2 separate regions of the Mus musculus genome follow, and region 2 is linked to region 1. The links are chromatin loops, found by intact Hi-C in ENCODE. Cell type or tissue: left cerebral cortex. All regions are shown on one strand.

The links. Hi-C counts contacts between places; a loop is a spot of excess contacts. Peaks named below come from ENCODE experiments on the same cell type or tissue, not always from the same donor. Only the 100,000 strongest peaks of a DNase experiment are listed, where the experiment ranks them.
Region 2: it touches region 1 in a loop (2.0-fold over the local background); 3 of 42 quality-filtered maps call a loop at or near these places.

What each region holds. Positions count from the first base shown.
Region 1 is chr1:24,464,540-24,472,539 of GRCm38, forward strand. All of the region lies in intron 11 of Col19a1 (collagen, type XIX, alpha 1), which reads right to left. Among named protein-coding and RNA genes, the nearest start is that of Gm26418, 80 kb to the right of the region's middle. In left cerebral cortex, a CTCF peak has its summit at 4,047 (motif pointing right); a DNase peak (open chromatin) is centred at 6,871.
Region 2 is chr1:24,675,486-24,683,485 of GRCm38, forward strand. Lmbrd1 (LMBR1 domain containing 1) reads left to right here and starts at 3,059. Exons shown (of 16, transcript NM_026719.2): 1 at 3,059-3,331. The coding sequence starts at 3,272. In left cerebral cortex, CTCF peaks have their summits at 3,117, 5,534 (motif pointing left) and 6,094 (motif pointing right); DNase peaks (open chromatin) are centred at 2,515, 3,085, 3,581 and 4,063; H3K4me3 peaks cover 2,342 bases; H3K27ac peaks cover 2,281 bases.

The DNA.
Region 1 (8,000 bases):
AGCCAAATAAACCCTTTCCTCCCCAACTGCTTCTTGGTCATGATGTTTATGCAGGAATAGAAACCCTGACTAAGACAGTTACCATCACAAGACCAAGTCAGTCAAAACCCTGGCATAGATGGTAGCGATACATTATAGGCTCTACCCGTTAATAATGGGCTTCTGGCAGAGGACATATGTTCTTATTAAGTCACAATTGTTCAAGATGAACATTAATATCATGGTGGATGATACATAACAATAGTGACATATTTTTTGCTCAATTTCTGTCTGAAAGATGGATATATTTATTAGTATATCATGCAAACCTAACAATTGAATTTCTTTTAAAAATGCTAGTCTGTTTATCCATTTACTAATTATCTGCACATCAGCCTTCAACAGGTCTTGAGAATAAGAGTGGGGGAAAAAAACAAAGTAAAATGATTAAAATGATAATTGATGCATTTTTGTGGCTATTAGTGTTTCTCCTCAGGTCATACTTCAGTATTTTGTATAGAGTGTGTTGTGTATAGAATGTGTGTTGAGTGTAGAGAGTGTGTAAATATAGTATGTGTGTGTGTGTTTAGTGTGTGTGAGTATGTGATATAGAATGTGTTGTGTATGTAGTGTATGTTGTGTATGTGTAAGGTATGAACAGGCTGTACTATATCTGCATTGCATCACTAAGGTGATTTTTTCACCTATATCTTTGCAATTTTTTTGATGAGCATTGTTATTTCTCTTGCAAAAATATTAAATTAATGGGGGCTGGAGAGATGGCTCAGCGGTTAAGAACACTCACTGCTCTTCTAGAGGTTCTAGTTCAATTCCCAGCAACCACATGGTGGCTCACAACCATCTGTACTGGAATTGATGCCTTCTTCTGGTACTCATATACCTAAAATAAATAAATCTTAAAAAATATTAATCACCCAATTTTAAGAAATTAGAACATTTTAAAGAGTGAAATACTCTATAAACAGAAATACATATGTGTAGTTCTAATGATCTAAGATTATTGGCATCTAATAAAATGAAGTATAAATAACGCACAGGTAAAATAAAACGAACAAATTCAATTTTCATAGCATGTAGAGACTAGAAATGCAGTGAGGACTTTAAGCTTAAAATATCAGGTGAATAGTTACTCCAGAGTCTCAGGAGATTAATCTCTTTTTTAAAAGTTAAAAATTGATTCTCTATCCAATGAGATGGCTCAGTAGGTAAGGGCACTTGCCACTATGGTGTGGGACCTGAGATCAATAACTTCATCCCACATAGTGGAGGGAGAGAATTGATCTCCTGAGCTGTCCTCTGATCCCCCCCTTGTATGAAACAGTATGCAGGCCTTCTCTACCTCCACGCTCCAAATCCAAAACAAAGCAAAGCAAAGCAAAACAAAACAAAACAAAACAAAAAAACCATGAAGGAACCTAATTTTAAGAATCATCTTCTAATTGTCCTAGACACATTTCAAGGGATATCATTTCACTGAGCTCCACGAATTGTCTGTCATGACAGAACATTCACCCGGAAAGTGATGGTCTAGACAGAGAATACTACCCATGACAGAAAGCTTAGGAGTTGTGTGTCTAGCACCATAGGCTGTGGCTAATGGAGTGTGCAAAGGGACCTTAAAAATCTTCAGACTCTAATGACAAGCGTCCTATTAACGAGGCTGAAGAGATGAGTTGTCAGTTAAGAACCCTGGCTGCTCTTCCAAGGACTCAGCTTCATTTCCTTGTATGCACATGGAAACTCAAATCTGTCTGTAATTCTAGTCCCAGGGCATCTGACATTCTCTTCTGGCTTCCAAAGGTACCAGGCCCATGTGTATATTACCCTGGCATACATTCAGCAAAAGACCCACATACATACAAATAAATTCTAAAAAACAGTCCCATCGACAGAGAAGAAAATATTTATCTATTTAGAAAAAGGGTTGCCTATAAGGTGGATAACAGTTATTTATAAAAGTGGAGTGAAATTTTTGGCATAGGAAGACAAATAGAATTTCACAGATACTATCATCAATATTTAAAATGTATTTGATCACAAACATAATCTCAAGTTTGAAATAACTCTGGGGCCAGTGATTCAGTTCTATTGCACATCATATGCCTAGAGTAACTTGTGTGAAATCTGGGGTTCAGCTTTGAGCACCTCAAAATAGAGTTAAAATTGTACATTCTTACAGGACATTAGAAAAGTTGGCACTGGCTGAAAGAAGGGCAAAGAGAGATAAGCCTTTGTGATGATGTAATGATGATGAGGGTGGTGATGGTGATGGTGAGGGTGAGGATGATAGTGATGGTGACATGATGATGAGCATGGTGGTGGTGAGGATGGTGATGGAGAGGATGGTGATGGTGAAGATGGTGGTAGTAATGCTGCTGATGCTGAGGTGGTGACTGTGATGCTGCCGTGAACAGAGCTGATAGTCTGTTGAAGTTAATCCTGTAGGGTAAGAGGGTGCGTTGTAACAGAAAGCCAGAGAAGCAGCACACCACTTCAAAGTGATCTTGAGTTAATTAAAAAAAAAATAAGAATAATCTACTATAAGCACCAACATTTTACATAGGAGTAAACCAAAGGCAAGAGATATTAGGTCATATGCTCAAGGTCCCTAATTCAACTCAGTCACCCTGATTTAAAGCCAGCATTCTAAACATATTAAATTTATTTGTTTCAAAACATAAAATCATTATGAAGCCAAGATGCAGAGCATCTGGATCTCTTCAAAGAAAGAGGCAAAGTTACTTAAAATGTTCACAGTGTGGGTCCCAGAAGGCACACAGGGGCTGGAGCAACAGCTTGGTGGTCCAGAGAGCTGGCTGCTCTTCCAGAATGCTGAGTTTCGTGCCCAGCACTGAGACACTGGATACCTCATGGTTGCCTGTAACACCAGCTCTTAGGGGGTATGATTGCTTTGGTCTTCATGGGCAAACACATGCTCACATATACATGTGCTCATGTGTGTGTGTGCATGTGTGTGTACACACACACTCATCTCCCCACACACTAAATGTATAAACAAATATTTTTTTAAAAAGCCAGATAGGCTGGTCAGGGTTTTTACTGAAGGGTGTGCAACTGTCGGAGTCTTCATGGTACACAGTAAAGGTCCATTCACTCTTTACCAACATACATATCTATCTGTCATTTGGGTCGTCTAACCTCAGAACTCTGGTCAGCTCTCCACTGTAGGGTGTCCCCTACACTGCTGGGTGTTTAGCATCATCCCGGGCCACTTTTCACTGTAGGCCAGAAGCCAGCCATGTCTCCTTGATAACAGCAAATAAGAATATTTACAGACATTTCTAAATATCCCCTAGAGGGTAACACTGCTTCCAATGAAGAAAACCATTGATAAATTTATTGCATATATGGTATATCTATGTAATAGACTCATGACATGAAACATTTCAGTGACCAAAACTATGTTGTAATAAAAGAATGCAAAGAAGGGATGAAATGTGCAGTCTGGCACTTAATTCTGGGCTGATCAAATAATACTTGTAAGTGTTATAGGATGAAAAGAATGGGTAGCCGAATGCAGCCAGGGCTCTGAGCAGAGAGTGTATCCCCAGGCATGGAACAAGCTATCCATAAGAGAAAACGTAGTGTGTTTGATAAACTATTAACAGACTAATAAGATTAATATAATCTAAATTGAGAATACATTTAAAAATATTATTTGGTGGTAGATTGATTAAAATAATTAACAGGGAGAATTTTCATTGTTCATTAGAAAGAGAAGTATATACTAACTAGCAGTCAGGCTAAGTATGTAGGGGAAAAACACCAAAGAAGTGCATAGATGTTAGATGACGAGCTTGTTTTAAGTGGAATCAACTGGTCAGGTCCTATGCAGGAAGCAGATGATCTCGATGGCTTCTCTGTTTTAAATTCTATCATTGTTTGCAGAAAAATGAAGTGGTGGGTTTTAAATCCAGACAAGAAAAAAAAACATACATTCATGTGTTGCATATTTAGTACATCTCAAACAAAAGAAAGTTGAAAATAGTAAGCAACAGCTGCCTCTTTCTCTCCACTGGAGGGAAGTGAGCAGGAACAAAACCGTAGCATTCTAAGTTTCCTCTTGAATTTAAGAAGCGCTCTACTCACTTTGACATCAGAGGAAGTTAGCAAACAGGAGGAGCAGAGGTTGTTTCTTTGTATTTGACTCGGTTTTAAACGATGAAATATTTTTTTAGAAGACATAGAATGTCTAAAATTTTCTTTAAAAATATAAACCCGGAAAGTTAGACCCATGGGAACCCAAAATCAATTCTAACCAAAAGAATTCTAGTCAATTCTAATCAAATTACGAGGACACGTGGGAGTTAATTCTCACCGATGACTTCCCTACTGTCTGTTCTTTCATAAAACTAATGTTAAGGTTAGATCATGTAGTTGAGTAGCCAAGTCCTTTCTACAGTGTATTAATTAACCCTGAAACGTATGTAAAACAGTGAGCTATTAACATTAGTGCTGTACATTTCTATATATATCATCAGGAACGTAACAGCACATATTTCCCCTACCAGGATCTGTGCTTTACGCAGGACGGATTATTTTTTTAATGTGTCTGTGCATATGAGAGCAGGTGCCGGCAGAGAGGCCTGAGATGTCGGTCCTCACAGGGCAGGAATTATAGGTAGCTGCGAATCACTCAACACAGGGGCTGGGAACCAAACTTTGGCCCTCTGCAAAAATATGCTCTATTGCAGCTGGAATGAGAATGGCCCCCAGCAGCTCATGAATCAAATGCTTGGACCCCAGTTGGTGGAATGGTTTGGGAAGATTAGCAGGTGGGACATTGATGGAGGAGGTGTATCACTGAGGGGGAGGGGAGATTTCAAAAGATTCCCAGTGTGTCTCTCACTGACTCCTACCTGAGGGGATAGGGATGTGAGCTTTCAGCTGTTCCTGCCGCCATGGCTTTGCTGTGCCATCATGGACTCTAATTCTCTGAAATATAAGCCCTAATTGGGCTAAAGCCCTAATTGCTTTCTTTGTAAGTTATCTTGGCCATGGCGCTTTCACGATAGAAAAGTAAACACACATATGTCCTTAACCATTGACCCATTTCTCCAGCTCCACAAGCACGGCATTCAGTTCTCCCAGAAACCACAAGTGGTTATTATTTTCACCCCTACTTCCTGGTATAGGTCAGAGACTCTAAGTAACTTCCATGCTCAAAGAACTTCCACTATTGCAAATTACTTGTTCAGTAAAAGTACAAACTCATCGGAATGTAAGTTCCCGTTGCCCACAGGCCTAGGGCTTTCATTGATTTTTGGCTGCAGCTGATGGGCAGCTCTTATAAAGTTGTGTGTGCTGCCAATGTGCTTTTCTAACTCTACCCTTGCCGCTTTCCTTGGTTTCCTTTCTCTGGAATTGTTCTGAAGCCAATAAATTAATTTGACCCTGGCAAGACAGAATAGAGGGGTGAGAGGAACTGATGCTCTGAGTATCAACGGTGAGGAGAGTTTGTCCATTAGCATGTCATCTTTGACAGAGGGACAGTTCCACACCTCCGTCTTCTGCTTTCCTGAGGCGACCTTGGCAGCATTTGCCCAGGTGCCCTCAATAAGAGGCAGCTCACCAACAGCCTTCCTGCAGTCCTACTTCTTGAGATGTCTCCTATTCTATAATCAAAGAATAAAACTTTCAAGAGACATGTTCAGTGGGGTTCTTCAAAAATATTTCTAAGACAAAATGTAAGGTCTATTATTTGAAACACAAAAAATGCATGTCTAGCAAAAATTTATCTCTAGTCACTGGCATTCAAAACAGACTGGAGTGGTGGTCTAGGCCTTTCATCCTAGTGCTTGAAAGGCAGAGGCAGGCATACCTCTGTGAGCCTAGCCTGATTTACAAACTTGAGTTGAAAGCCAGCCAGCCAGCCAGCAACAACAAGTGACAACAGCGATAGATCTAGAAAGATCTGTGATAATTTGCTGACTCAAACAGTAGACAGTTCCATTTAAGAAACAGTTTAACCTAGAGCCTATTATTGTTTCCAGAGTCATAGCTAGCAGTTAACTCTGCTAATTTCTGCAGGAGGAAAACTGCCCAGTGGACATTTATACGAGCACTGCAAAATTCAAGACTCTCTTAGAATCAGCCTTTGGGAACGATACATCTAGGCGATGGTCATTCATGCTCAGTAAAACCGTCTCAGAATTTCCAGGCTCCTGAAACCCGAATATTTGGAATAGAGACAAAAGAGGCATTTTCAGAATTGTTCCCATAACTCCTCATGGTGACAGGCTGCAGTTAACCAGTGCACCATGGGAAACATGATAGCGCAGGACATTAGCAAACTCCACATTACAGCCTACCCCTTCCAATCACTTACAACTGCAGTTTCTAGGTGATAAATGGCAAATTGTAAGAAGCAAGTCCTCTAAAAATGAGAGAGCAAGACAACAGAAATAGAAAAACAGAGAAACAGAAAGGGGGTGGGGGAGGGGTGACTGGTTTTTATAGGTGGAGACAGCATAGCCATAAATCCTAGCTAGTGGAATAGAACGAGAGAGTGGTGCTTTGGGGGAAAGCCAGGTCCAAAGGGATGTCTACGGGAGGAGATAGATGATGGGCAAAAACAAGACATCAAATGAAACATTAAAGGCCCATTCTACAAAGCTACTAATGTGGACTGACTCAGCTCTCAGATGTACACAAGGGCAGACACACAGAGTAGGTCTCCCACAAACAACTCTTTGATGAAGATCACAGAGAATCCCGAGGGAAACGGTGGAATTTGAAATGACAGTGTCAGGCTGACTCAGGCCTGGTGCCACATGCAGAGTAAATTCCCCAAACTGCTAAATCATCTGTGTAATGGTCCGACCATTGCCAAATTACAGCGATGTCAGCAATAATATTTCAGACCATTTCCAAAATTCCCCATTTCATTTTATTTTGCTGATGCGGAAAGGAAATGAAACTCAATACACATTTGAGAGAAGCAATTCGGTCTTCTGCAGCTGCTGCCTGGTGTCTGGACAGAATGACAGATCCAGGGAATTCTACATAATCATCCTGGGCCAATTTCAACTGGGTCCAGGAGCCATTGCTCTCCTCTCTGTCCCTAACTCATTTCTTGTCTAACTAGGATGAGTGCATTACAGATTTTTTTTTAAATTTTCTGTTTTGGGAATGAAAGTTTCTAAAACATTCATTTTCTAATACATCTTTAAAATGAATTGCCACTCTCTTAGAATTAACTAGATGCTGAGCATAAAGAATTTTATGATAGAAAAAAAATATGACTTTTTTTCCTGAGCTGTAGTTTCTTTATCTGTAAACTTGAGCTAAGGGTATTACCTAGCTATTATTTTGAGCTAACCTCCTGGGAAAGGTATTTATGAACTGACCATACATTTTTTTGTCAAAACAGAAGCATCCATTACTATAAGTTCATGATATTGAAAACCTTGCTATGATCTGTGTAATTCTTTCCTCTGGATTGAAACATTCCTTCAAGAACGAGGAGGAAAGTTCATTCAGACTCAAAAAGCTAACAAAATTTATAAGGCTCAGGAAGCCCAGAAAGCTACAGGGACTCAAAGCTGCTCCCTAAGCTTATTTGAACAACAGCTGAAGATCGAAAGACCCTTCACTGGGAAGCTTTCTCGCGTCTTCTCCCACGCTGGTGTAAGCTTTCTGTCTTTGAGTTACCCATGGTCCTATAAGGAACCCCCCAAAATCCATTGGTTCTCCAAGCTAGATTTGTACGGAATCATTTCCTTGTTCTATGATCTGTTCCATCCCCAGACGCACACACACTTGCTCAGGTCGTCTAGAAAAGCCACATAGGAAAATGAGATGGTGTCCTAATCACAGAAAAATGTGCTCTTGGTATGTCAAGAGTAAGATGATACTTTAATAGCTAATTATTCAATCATGTAGGAAAAGGTGAATACTTTTCCTATACTACCTCTGACTAGTTCATCTGTTCTTCTACATTTACACTTTCTAATTGGTTTCTAAGTACAATGTTTTAA
Region 2 (8,000 bases), 210 kb after region 1:
GGCAGAGGCGGAGGCGGAGGCGGAGGCGGAGGCGGAGGCGGAGGCGGAGGCGGAGGCGGAGGCAGGTGGATTTCTGAGTTCGAGGCCAGCCTGGTCTACAGAGTGAGTTCCAGGGCAGCCAGGGCTAAACAGAGAAATCCTGTCTCAAAAAGAAAGGAGGGGGGAGGGGGGAGAGAGAAGCTTCAAACCAGCCTTACTTGCCTAGAATTTCCCATACAGTCAGCTTTACAACCTAATTCAGAGCTTTGAATTTAAATTATGCACTCTTCCATGCTGCTGACTGAGAGAAATGTATGCATATTTGTGTACACAGTTTTGGCAATCCTTTGCTAAAAAAATAACTAACGGATTAGAAGCAATCTCATATGACAGAAATCCATAGTCTGGATCTGAAACATGAGGCAAACACTTGAGTACTGAAGGAGATGGAATCCCCAGAATGCAGTGCTTTGGGGAGGTGGAAAGACCACAGAAAGTGGGTCCTAATGAAAATTAGGCCACCAAAGGCATGACCTTTGAGAGGTGTCTTAGTTAGAGTTTCATTGCTGTGAAGAGATACCGCAGCGACTCTTATAAAAAAAAACACTAAATTGGGGCTGGCTTCCAGTTTCAGAGGTTTAGCCCATTATCATCATGGTGGGAAGCATGGCAGTACGCAGGCAGAGATAATGCTGGAGGAGCTGAGGGTTTTACATCTTGATCCACGCAGGCAGCAAAATGAGACTGGGAGCCCCAGTGGGTGTAGCTTGAGCATAGGAGACCTCAAAGCCCCTCCCCCACACAATACATCACACTTCCTCCAACAAGGCTACACCTACTCCAACAAGGCCACACCTCCTAACAGTGTCACTCCCTATGGGCCCAGCAAGCATTCAAACACATGAGTTTATTGGAGCCATATCTATTTAAACCTGTGGGGAAAGCCTGCAAATGAAAGGGATAGTCTACCATGTCGGGTCGGGATAGCTCCTCTGATCTCCACACAAAATGGAAGACTTCCTTCACCAGCAAGGCTTCCCTTTCTGGAACCTTGTCTGAGGAATCCAGTTTCTCTCATCTTCTACCTCTCTCTCTCTCTCTCTCTCTCTCTCTCTTTCTCTCTGCTCATATATAGTCCTTCTCTGCCCTGAATAAAGTGTACGCATACAAGCCCTCCCTGAAGAAAGGTATGTACACAAGCTAAGATGGTCTAAGAGAGCTATTCATCAAAATCCTTGGAGAAGGCCTTCTCCCTGGCACCTGCTCACACTAGACTGGAGTCCTGTAGACCCCACTGGTTCCGAATGCTGCTTCATCCTTCAAACCTGGTGTGTATCAGCTGTGTCTGGATACTTTAGAGAGGAAACAGAGGAGGTAGAACTACAAAACCACCACAAGTGGACTCAGTCGCTTCCTCTATTTTTGTTCTTCAGCTGCCATGAGGTAAAGTTTTTCTCTACCACACAGTCTTACATAATATACCATGTAAGACACCATGAGTCAAAGCAATAGATTGGATAACCATGGGTTCTAACCTCTGAAATCATAAACCATAATAAGACTTATAAATTGATTATCTCAAGTACTTTCACTTAGTGATGGACAACTGCCTAATGGAAGAGGTCTCAAGGAACCTATTTGAAAATGGACATAATACTACGATATAGAGAAAGGTGTTGTCTGATTCATACCAATGTGGAATGGGATCTGAATCCTATGGAAATATGCAAAAGTAAGTTATTTGTTCCATGGCAGAATTAGGGAAATGCAGCTTCAGGAGGAACAGCTTGTGCTCACAAAATTACTGATTATGTGATCGTTTTCAAAGAGGATTTGGGCCATTGAAGACAACAGGGATGACTGGTCTCAGGTGGTTTTTGATATCTCCTCTAACCAGCAAGCCTACTACAGAAGGGTTAAAAGGCATTGGCTCAAGAAGTAAAGCACAAGCATGACTTGTTGGTGATGCACTTGGGGACACACATGAGATCTCAGAGACGGACACACACTTCCACCAGAGAGTTTCTGATGGGACCGGTTCATATAAAACACATTCTGTTTCCACTTTCTTCTCATTTCGACACTTCTACCCAACCCTTAACTACTGCAGACTTCCAGTCAGAAATAAGACCAAGGTGAGTAATAATATCACAGCAGAATAAACTATAGCGACGATGGAGTTCATCCATAAACTGTTTTGACTGCATCCTAAGTGTCTTAGTGTCCTAAGGATGGAAGTGTTTATTGGGTTCACAGTGCAAGGTTTCAGCGCATTGTTGTGGTGATGTTATAGACAGCAGGAACTAGAGGTGGCTACTCACATCCAAGGTCAAGCGCACACAGCAATGAGTTATGCACGCATGCTAAGTAAGTCTTCAGTTCTGGTCCAGGGATGTGGAAATGTTACCACCCACATTCAGGGTGGGGCTTCTCACCTCAGCCCAATTAAAGGAAAAAATCCCTCACAAGCCCACAGGACAATGTATTCGAGACAATTTGTCACTGAGTCTTCCGAGATGGTTCTGCATTGTATCAAGCCCACAGACAAACGTCCACAATCAAAACTAAATATCACGCCGGGGTTTGTTTATTCAATTTAAATACACACTAATACACCACGGGACCCAGGCAAGCATCCCAGGTTTTCCCTCAGCTTCACATAAGATTTACAACAATCTCTGTTTTGTTCACTTGAGCATATTATTAGCACCTACAGTTCATAGACTCGGACATTTTAATTGTATGAAACCATCATGGAAATTCACAGGTACGCGCAGATGGAAAAAACAAAACAAAACGAAACATCACGTGGTAGCACAGTGCCGTCAAGCAATGACGTGACCTGGTCATCAGCAAATTATAAAGTCATCTGGGCAGATGACATTCTTTTATTCTGAGTCATTCCTGCACCAGGATGACTTCTGATTGCATAATGGGATCAAAACCTTGTTTTTGGAAGCAATGAAAACCCGTAATGTCACTCTACATTCAGAGGCACAGACACAGCCCTGCCTCCGTAAAGCTCCTAGAGTGCCAGCAAGATCAAGTGGCACGCAGGCCGCGCGTGGGCGGGCAGCGTGGTGACGTCACGGTGCGTCGGGTGCGCCCCGCCTCGGCTCGGCTGGTCGCCAGGGGACGCTCGCGGGCCGGGTCTCCTTGGCAACCCTCCGCTCTGCCCCTCCGCCCCTTTAACCTTTAGGCTGCGCAGTTCCGGGTCCCTCTTCGTTCCGTCCCGTCCCGTCCCGTGCCTTCCCTCCCCACCCCTTTGGGCTTATCCGGACCGGAAGCGAAGATGGCGGCGGCGGCGGCCGAGCTGGTGATCGGCTGGTGCATCTTCGGCCTCTTGCTCCTGGTAGGGGAGGCGCTCCGAGTTCTCCCAGGGTGAGGGGGTGGGAGGAGGAGGAGGGCGGGCCAGCGCTGGCCTCGCCTGTCGGGGACCCTCCTCGCCCGCCCTGCTCTCTGCTGGGTCCGCGAGGGTCTCCGGAGGAAGGCGAAGAGGCGCTGATCCTCCGCGGTCTCCTTCCTAACTTCAGCCAGCTTCTGTCTCTTGTCTGAGAATGTAGCTGGCGGGTGAGTTTGGGGACGAGCGACCCTCGGGGTGGAGAAAGGCGTGATCACGGCTTGAATTGGAGTCCTCACCGCCTCTGGGCCAGGCTTCTGGGCTCTGACAGAATCAATTGTTTATTTGTTTAAATGCCTCCTTCCCCCCCCGCCCCCCCTTGTTTCCCCGCGCCCATTGTGCGATTCTGCCTTGATGACGTGAGTGTCACGTTCTAGGTATTACATTCCACTTAGAACGCTGTAGAGCCGCTTGGCCAGGCGGGAGGTTATTACCTGTCTGACCTCAGGTGCCTTCTTTTCCAGACTTCTCTGATCATTGGGTGCACAAAACCCAACTGTAGTGACTCAGAGTGACCTGGTTGTTACTTTCTGACTTCGTTTAGTTTGCTTCTCTTATGACATTTCATATTGTCAAATCCTTCCCCACTCTACAAAGACTTCAGTCCTATGGTCAGTTAGTGTTTGCATTTTGAAACTCGTCCGATGTGTTTCAGATTCCCTATACTGACCCTTGGGTAGTTTGTTCAGGTAGTCAAGTTTTTCAGTTTTTCATCAGGTAGCGCGCGCACGCGCGCACACACACACACACACAGAGATACAGACACACACACAGACACACACACGCACACGACACTTGCCTTGCATGTTCAGGAACCCTAAATTCAGTCTTAGTACTGGCATGCTCCCTTCACTTTAACAAATCCCATTGCCCTGGGCCATGCTTAGCTTGTGTCCTGGAGGGAGGCTATCTAGCCCTGTACTAGGAGAGAATTCACTGGCTTTCCCAGCCCATATGTTTAGTGAAAAATAAGCATGTTACCAGCAGGAACGTAGAGTTGGAGTATCTTGATTAATGAAAAAGCATTTAAAGCACAGTAGTTTTACTGTGGATACAGTAGTTTTATCTAGGAGGATACAAACAAAATAATAAGTGGCTTTTTAAGAGGGGGCTGATCATAAGTTAGGAAATAGAGATCTTAAGCATTGAAAGAGAAAATATGATTTTATAAGGGAAATAGGACTTGGGAGAGGATACTGTTGGAAGAAAGTGCCAGTGGAAAAGTAGCCTTTGGATAGTTTGTGGCCTTGAATCAGGAACAACCCGGCAGTAGAGAAGTACTGTTGCGAGGTGCAAAATGTGATTTACTAAAAATTAAACGGACAGTGGTGGCACACGCCTTTAATCCCAGCACTTGGGAGTCAGAGGCAGGTGGATTTCTGAGTTCAAGGCCAGCCTGGTCTACAGAGTGAGTTCCAGGACAGCCACAGATACACAGAGAAACTCTGTCTCAAAAAACAAACAAAACAAAAAACAACAACAAAAACCCCCAAACAAACAAAAATTACTGTCAGTCTGTTTAGTGCTTGGCTTATTAGAAAGGAGCTGTATTCATGTCTGCTTTTCGTTCTGTCTTCAAGAAAGTTATTTTGGTTGAAGTGTGTGTACAAAACCTAGTCAGAAGTAGAGGACTGTTTTGGTAGCTGGAGATGTTCTTTGTGATTGCACCAAAAGCTAGCACATACCAGTTTCTTCAGGTTCTGTGGCAGTGTGCAATCTAAAACCGAGAGCGTTGTCTTCCCTTACGTTCAAGGCCATGAGTCCGACTAAGTGCTGAGGGGAGCTTTTGCCCATTCCTGGCTCTGTTTTGTGATCTCTGTTTGCTACTTAGGAGCTAGTGGTAACTCGCAGTTCATCTCCTAAATATGGATATACTGAATTAGGCAGCATCATATATTACACTTATTAAACACAGATCTGGTCAGAAATGTCCTGAGAAGTCCTAAGTATTGAAAAGTTGTCAAGCTCACACTACTGTGTTCAAGCTTTCCAAGTTTCTAAATGTCACTCAAAAGCTTGAGGTTTTAAATTACACTTTAGGGCTGGAGAGATGGCTCAGCAGTTAAGAGCGCTGACTGCTCTTCCAGAGGTCCTGAGTTCAATTCCCAGCAACCACATGGTGGCTCACAACCATCTGTAATGAGGACCCGATGCCCTCTTCTGGTGTCTCTGAGGACAGCGATAGTGTGCTCACATACATGAAATAAATAAATCAATCTTTAAAAAATATATGTTAAATTACACTTTATTCATTTGTATGGTTTGTATGTGTGTTGTTCCTGGGGCTGGGGTGGAGTCAGTGCAGGTGTGTGTGTGCATGTGTTCATGCATGAGAGAGTGCACCGCAATGTGTGGGTGGAGGCCAGAGGACAACTTCCTTCTATTTATGGGTCTTGGGAACAAGCTCAGCTCTGACACCAACATCTATGCTGGTTAAACCCTCTGTAGGTTTTGTAAGTGATATTTCATTTTTGTTCATTTGAGAAGTACCACTAAAAACCAAAGTCTAAGTCACTTTAGTTTCAGTTGTTTTTTCAAATAAAGAATGCTGTTGTGTCAGGAAGATTGGCTTTCAGCTCTAAGAGTTTTAAGGAACCTTGTCTGGTAACCACCATCATACTTTGCTATAGAGTGGGACATTATACGTCCTTTTTTATTTTATTTTTTTAAGATTTATTTATTTATTATATGTAAGTGCACTGTAGCTGTCTTCAGATGTACCAGAAGAGGGCGTCAGATCTCATTACAGGTGGCTGTGAACCACCATGTGATTGCTGGGATTTCAACTCAGGACCTCTGGAAGAGTAGTTAGTGCTCTTAACCTCTGAGCCATCTCTCCAGCCCCTATACGTCCTTTTTTATCTTACCGAACAGAGGTCAAAACTTACAGGTTGAAATTTAATAAAATGAATTTTTATTGTTTCATCAAACAAAGTAATAAGTAGTTGTGTTGTTGTATTTGTGTGTAGTGGTGAAGAATGCAAAAGCAAGGACAGTTAGGGTCTTGTTTCATGATAATATGCCAGCAGTCCCCACGAAATCCCCTTTAAATCATGTGCCCAAATGTCAGAATTGCTTTTTAAAATGTATGTCTTAGTTAGGGTTTCTATTGCTGTGATGAAATACCATGCCCAAAAGGCAACTTGAGGAGGAAAGGGTTTATTTAGCTTACATTTCTACAGCACTGTTCGTCATTGAAAGAAGTCAGGACAGGAACTCAAGCAGGGCAGGAAGCTGGAGGCAGAGACTGATGCAGAGGCCATGGAGGGGTGCTGCTTTCTAGCTTGTCCTCACAGCTTGTTCCTCTTGTCTTGCTCAGCCTACTTATGAAACTAAAGTCCACCACCCGAGGGATGGCCCCACCCAAGATGAGCCGGGCCCTCCCACATTGATCACTAATTAAGAAAATGCCTTACAGCTGGATCTGATGGAGGCATAATTTGTATGTCAAGTTGACATAAACTTAGCCAGAACAGTGGCAAATAACATATTATTATGAGAATAGTTTTCAATTTTTGAATATCCAAAAATTGTCCTAGAAACACATAGTGTCTGGGGACTTTATACTTTGAAAACAAATGCCAGTAGTGTATGAAAAGATTCAGAAATAATTGTTCCCTCTTTTTTTCCTTTTGATTATGATCTTGGACTAAGAATCGGGCTTTAGTGTCCTGTGCCACACACAGAATAATCACAGTTGATGCCTTATGCTCTTAATCTGTTGTCTGTGTTAACCGTGAGCACCCCGACCCTCAGGAAGTTCATCACTCCACCTTTCGCGTGCGCTTCCCACGACTTCAGAGGCAAGTCTCTATCTGCAAATCAGATTTATTCATGTTCTTTATAGGGAGGGCACTGCTTATGGATCTGTTAGAGCTCCACAGTCTATGGCCTCACCCCATCCCACCCAAGCAGTCTGCCATTTCACAAGCTCCCTGGAAACCACTCTGCATCTTAGTTTGACAAAACACTTTAGGATTCTTTTCTATGCCCCATTGGTCTGACCTTGGCCACTCATTAAAACCACCTAGGGAGGTATTAACATTCCAAATGGCCAGAACCGTTAAGTCCAAATTTCGAAGAATTGGAGAGCTATATTAAAAATCTTTCCTTGATTTTTAATAATAAATAGCTTTTTAAAAGAAAATGAACTGCTCTGAGGTGTCACTTTGTAGCTAGTAACTATTTGTTAGTGGCTAATTTAACAGTGCTGTTTGTTAAGCAGTTACCACCCCTAAGCAATGTACTACGCAACAGCTTAGTTAATCTTGAAAACCCATTAGGCGAGTTCTCTATTCTCGTCTCGTCTTTTATTCCCCCTCTCCCCCCAGACAGGCTTTCTCTGTGTAGCCCTGGCTGTCCTGGAACTCACTCTGTAGACCAGGCTGGCCTTGACCTCAGAAATCCGCCTGCCTCTGCCTCCCAAGTGCTGGGACTAAAGGCGTGCGTCACCACCACCCAGTTTATGTTTTATTCTTGTTGGGACGGTTGGCTCATTTGATACAGTTACTGTTGTCATCTGTTTCATAATCCAAAGGTGAAATTTGGGGTTCTTTTAAAGTAGTAAAAGTTGAAACCTCTTGGTGGTCGATTCTGCCGGGCTTCTCTTGTAACTTGTCTA